Regions from separate parts of the Homo sapiens genome. Here region 2 is linked to region 1. The links are chromatin loops, found by intact Hi-C in ENCODE. Cell type or tissue: natural killer cell. All regions are shown on one strand. Links, peaks and the distances in the headings refer to the core of each region. The heading gives the core; the rest is flanking DNA.

Region 1 (2,901 bases), core at 290-2,789:
GTGATCTGCCCGTCTTGGCCTCCCAGAGTGCTGGGATTACAGGCATGAGCCACTGCATCGGGCCAGTAGATTTTCCACATAAAATATATGGCCAAGTATTAATAGGAAAGAACTGATAAGGCAAAAAAGGACATTAAATGTTGAGGAAACCTGAAAGGGTATAAAAATACAGATAAGTGTGTTCAAAGATCCTTCCTGGGAAAGAGGCCAAATGCTACATTTTCAAAATTCTGCCCAGGCTGGTGACGGAGAAACGTCCTTTCTGCACGGTCTACACAGCAGGGCTGTTGGGGAATCGATCTTTAGGGTATTTAATGGTTAATGTTAAAAATGCATCGGGCATGCTTCTGGTCCTAATTTAAGGCAAATAAATCACTTCATAAAGTCACACCCCACTGCACTCCAGCCTGGGCAACAGAGCTAGATTCTGTCTCCAAAAATAAATAAATAAAGTCACACCCTTTTTCACATTTCTGCTGCAATGGATCAACTAAGATAACTGAAGTAACCTCCCCAGTACCTAATTACACAACTAAAACAGTTTGATATAATTCTGTAAACTGCAATTAGAGGTGCTAAACATTTGTTTCTAACCTGATTTCTAAAATACCTCTTACTCATTTCATAGACAATCTACAGATAACTTCAACTTCAAAACACTTCCTATTACCGAAACAGAAAGAAACAGTCCCTTCTAATCCAAGATTTCACGGTGGGAAAGCATTTAGGACATCCAGTAGGGAAGCATCAGGAGGAGGTGTGGCCGTGCTTGCAGCTGCTTCCTCTCAAACTCCAAGCCCCACACAGAACCAGCACGGGTAAAACGGGGCGACCAGGAGAAAAATCATAAGCAGAGACAGCACTCACGGCAAGGCCGCACTCCTGAAGCTGAGCCCCTCTTTAACACGTGAGTAAATGTCCCCTATCTAGCGTAGTAAAGCATGAGGTGTGTCCAATCAACATGAAACACAAGTTTCAGTCACTGTTCCCAATTCCATTTTTAATTTTTCACACAAAAACTACATTCCATTGAGTGGACATTACAGGATGAAAAAAGAAAATGGTGGTAGCTGATTTCTGACATCCAATCTGATTTTAGAGTATTCTATTTTTGTGATATACATTAAAGACTTACCTTATAACCAGGAAACAGTTGGATCTGTTACCGACGGCAAAATAGTCAGCTGTGGTCAAAATATCAATACCATGAGGGAAAGTGCCCTAATAAGAAAGTGGAAATGGGGGAAAAAGAAGAATTTGAATGAACAAAGGCATTTCACCAAGTTCAATAATCACATCCACAGACATTTACACTCATGAACCCCGAGCCCTGAGGCAGGTGGTGAGCAAGCCACACACCACAGACATGGCTCGCCGAGGACTTCCACGTCACACTGACTTCCTGACGGTCTACCCAGGCAACACCACGCTAAATCATTGAAACCACTCACAAGTATTTCATCTTTTTCAAACAACTCAAACATTTCCACTTCGGTACGTGGTAAGAGACCTTTCCCGAAAACATACACCGTAAACGGTCTTCAGGTCTCAACAGTGTTACAGCCACTGACCTCCATCGGCCTGAGCCCCATGCCACAAAGTGCCACAAAGCTGGCAGGTCGGTGCACACCAGAGCGAGCAGGCCTGGGTCAGGTCGGGGATGCAGCCGCCTGCACGGTCTACAAAGCCTGGACCAGAGCCCAGGCCTCACTCAGCAGTCCCGGGCAGGCAAGACGTTGACTGGGGGCAGCTGGCCCAGCCGGTTCTTGGGGGTGGTGACAGCTGACCCCAGAAGCATCGAGGACCAGCAGCCGCCGAGGCTCTGACATGGGAGAGGCGGCACCTCCTCCCACCCCGCCACGACAGCCTCCCAGTGGAGCCCCAGCTCCAGCCCCGCAGCCTACATGGTGTTACTGATACCACTCTCAGGTTCCAGGATGTGAAATTCTGGAAACAACATAAATAATTTCCTAAGAAAATACAAATGACAAACTTTAAACCCCACATAGAAAGCCTTACAGCTATAAACCACAGCAGGGTTTTTCAAAGGTCTCCCAAGCCTGCCCACCTCCGAGGCCGGGATTCAGATCCTTCCTTGACGTCTTTAACCCATTCATCACCACCCTGCACTTGACCATTAAAACCTCACACCTTCATGTAATAGCTTCGCAAGTCAACGTAACTGAACAGCCAGCACTCCTGAGAACACCCGGGGCCACATCCCTCCTTCCCACCAGGAGAGGCCGGAATGAGCAGGTACCATGCGGCTTTCTTCCAGCAAATCTCTCCCAAGGGTTACACTGGGAGCTTGGGCTGATGGAGATACCATAAACTTCTGCCTGAGGCTGCTGCAATCAGTGACAGCATGAGCATCCTTCACTGAACCGTGAACAGGGGAGAAACCTGCACCCAGGTGGAGCTGTTGCGGCTCACTCTGCAGAAAGACAGCAGGTGCCACAACCTGGGATGTCGCCCACTGGGGTACAACTCCATGCCCCACATCACAGCAGGCAGGAGCCCAGGGAAACATCCGGGGTGGCCCAGGACCAGGTCTCACCGAGAACAAGAACAAGGGGACTCTGTGTCCAGCATCCCCCCACGGTGAGAACAAAGCAAGACCAACACAGGGGCCAAGGCTCTGTCTGGCCAGGCTAGGGCTGGAACAACAGGCTCCGAGCAGACAAAAGCGGGCTCAGCTGCCCTGAGCCTCAACTTCCTCACCTGTGCAGGGGGGAAGTGGGGGGCCTGGGTGTGGACAGGCCACCACAAGGGCCTGATGGTGTCGGGGGCCTGGACAGCACTCGCCTAGGAGCAGGGTCATAGGGCTGGAATGTCGGACAGGCCCTGAACGTGGAAGCTGCCCATGGGTTAGTCACAACCTGCTCAAGAGCCCCTGGGCTC
Region 2 (2,901 bases), core at 139-2,638, 190 kb before region 1:
CCTGGGGGGCTCTTCAGGCAAAACAGTCATGTCCGAAGCACAGACACAGAAGGGTTTTCACCAAGGCTGAGCAGACGAGGGGACAGGAAGAAATCAGAGACACCTGCCACATCACCAGCCCCGTGATGACGAGGCCCGCCGCCCCCGCCCCAGGCAGGACACTCACCAGACAGCTCGTGCAGGTCCGACGCCCTGTGCCTCCTAACCAGCTCGTACTGGAAGCCTGTGGTCCTCCGGCCGATATCCTGCTGCGGCGTGGCCTCCACGAACAGGCCGCCCTGCTCCAGGCCAAAACACTGCACCCGGCCGGGCCTGCCGTCCCCGTCTGGTACCAGCAGTCTCAGTTCTCCAGTTTTTTCCAAATAAATATTGGCCCCCGAGGAGTCCGTGAAGGACCTGATGCACACGGTCAGGTGCCGGGCAGGCGAGAAGGTGTTGGGCCGCAGGTTAACGATGAGAGCACCTGTTGGGTACATCCACTCCACGGCACCCGCCGCACAGCGCAGATACACCTGCTCCACCTCCTTCCTGTGTGCCTCGTGCGTCAGCCCGCTGCAGAGGAGAGACACTGTCAGCCAGGCCCGGAGCTCCCGTCACACACCCCACCCGCACCCACAGAGAGTCAGTGAGGACGATACCCGCTCCAAATGATGGCGGCTCCTGGACCCACCCGCTGCCGGCCACAGGTGCCACACGGACCCCTGCCCGTGAGGCAGGCCGGCGCCATCTCCGCCCTTCGGCACAAGGGCCCCACCCAGTTCCTTCCAGTGCACCTGCACCAAGAGCCATGGTGGGGCGGGGCCGAGCTCCCGGGAGTGCAGGCGGTGCTTGTCCCCAGGCCCTCCAGACACCCTCCAACACTCAAGAGTCTGCGCCTCTGCTGCCGTAGCGTCAAACACCAATCTCTGCGATGTCCCTGAATCAGGGTGGCTGGAGGTGCTGGGGCAGTGGGATGGAGCCCCAGGGAAGGGATGGATTCCTCCAGAATATCACGGAGTATCACAGGAATGCCAGCAGGCCCTGTGTACCAACCCTGGTTCCAGATGACCACGAGGGCTGGGACGCTAGAGGTAAAGCGAAGGTGGGGCCCCACCACGTGTGAAGGAGGAGCCCTGGGATGCAACCTGCCCAGAGAGCAGCTTTTAAGTTAATCCAGAGTGTTGGCAGTTTGGGGGGAAGGAGGTTGTAGATGAGTTTTGTCTTTTAGCACCTCATTAAGCATAGATGTTTGTACATTTCTCAAAGTAATGACTTGACCGTTTTCTGCAAGCCTGAAGACCCTGCACTGCCGACGGTATTTGTAAATATAAGCTATCATTACAGCAAGACTCACCACAAAAGCGAGGCGAACTTCCTCCACAGGGTGAGTAGTGTGTGAGTAGCAAGCTAAGTTCACCCTCATACATGCTAAACAGAAAAAAATGAAGTGTGCTACACTCTTGGAGAGGCAGGTCCTGAGTAGAAACAGTTATATTTTCAAGAAACTGAAACATCAAAACCCTCACGCTTCTCAACACTTTAACGTAAATGCCAGCTCGTGGCTAACAGCCACGTCATAACCAAGTGGGCCTGGAACTAACCCGGTGACTTCAACTAAGTGTTTTATTACGCAGATCTCAGACAGGTTCACCCACATTCTTAGGATTTTTATGTGAAATAAGCAATGCTGTTTCCAGAGCCCTGGCCTGAGCGAGTCACCAGAAACCCTTTCTGCAGCAGAGAAAATGCATCACATATGGTTTGCATTTACCGCTGGTGACTCACACTCTGGGCCCCCAAACCTCACTCTTCATAGGCTGCAGGCCACATCAGAGGGTGGTGTCGAGGGTGCACCCCTCCTCACCCTCTCCCCACCCCGACAAGGCCCCAGGTCACGAGTGGCCAGGCCTAGCCGGCTGCCAGGATCACACACCCAGAACAGACTCACAAATTACAGCCCATAAAGCTCACACAAGCTCATCTAACACGTGTGTGGGCAAGGGCACGATGATCGTGCTGTGTGGAAACTGGACTCGGTGAGTGGCTGATACACTCAGCTACAGTCAGCTCTCTTCTTATGCAGCCTCATCGTCACGTCTCTCCCTCCCGTCTCTGGCATCGAGGCCACTGTCCTCCTGCCCGTGCTCAGGCACCGAGCCTCGACCCTCTCTCCACATACACCGTCCTGACACGTTGCCTCCCTCTCGGGGAGTCCTGAAGGTCGAGGGAGCGGGCTCTGGTCACCTCTGACAGCACTGCCTTCATCTGAGCAGGCGAGGGGAACAGCCACAACTCAGCTGGGGACAGGCGGCCAACCCACCTCTGCCCAGGAGGAGGCCGACTTGAGCCTGGGGGCCGTCCTGGCCTAGCACATGCTACCCGCATCTGGTGGGCACGCCTGGCTCCACCCACTCAGAAGACACTGGGCAAAAAGAGGAAGAGGACAAAATGAAGGTGGACACAGAAGAAAGAAGACACCCGGCTACCCCGGCCTTCACCTGACGTCTTCTCAGCGCACTCAGACGGGTCTGCACCCAGCACAGGGCCTGCTCCCCTCTCCTCTCACATTCTCCCGAAACATCCAGACCAACGGGACTCCAACCAGACCCGCTGACGTAGGGATTTTCACATTAAAATCAGTAGCACATGATGCGCAAGACCCGTGTAGACAAAAAAAGTTAAACGATGCATCCTTCAGCCTGGGACCCAGCAGACCTCGGCACGAAGTCCGAGACTCATGGTCTGTGCTGGTTCCTACCAGAAAATCGAGTGCCTCAAATCTCTCACCTCCAAATATCCAGCACCTCAGCAAACCTGAAAACAGAGTCTGTTTATGCAAAATTGCTGGCATTGCAAAAATGTGACCTATCTTTAATGGTCATGGATGAGGGCATTTTGTGATTTTCACGTGAGATGCAGGTG

Evidence for each region. A loop is a pair of places that touch in the nucleus more often than their neighbours do. Peaks named below come from ENCODE experiments on the same cell type or tissue, not always from the same donor. Only the 100,000 strongest peaks of a DNase experiment are listed, where the experiment ranks them.
Region 2: it touches region 1 in a loop (9-fold over the local background); 2 of 110 quality-filtered maps call a loop at or near these places.

Annotation. Positions count from the first base shown.
Region 1 is chr17:82,891,867-82,894,767 of GRCh38, reverse strand. TBCD (tubulin folding cofactor D) reads right to left here. Exons shown (of 39, transcript NM_005993.5): 17 at 1,136-1,221. Among named protein-coding and RNA genes, the nearest start is that of ZNF750, 53 kb to the right of the region's middle. In natural killer cell, for the core only: no CTCF peak of the experiment used is centred there; DNase peaks (open chromatin) are centred at 817, 1,377 and 2,407; H3K27ac peaks cover 841 bases.
Region 2 is chr17:83,082,589-83,085,489 of GRCh38, reverse strand. METRNL (meteorin like, glial cell differentiation regulator) reads right to left here. Exons shown (of 4, transcript NM_001004431.3): 2 at 167-552. Among named protein-coding and RNA genes, the nearest start is that of METRNL, 4.4 kb to the right of the region's middle. RefSeq lists enhancers at 190-717, 1,617-2,175, 2,176-2,735. In natural killer cell, for the core only: no CTCF peak of the experiment used is centred there; a DNase peak (open chromatin) is centred at 1,699; H3K4me3 peaks cover 292 bases; H3K27ac peaks cover 2,500 bases.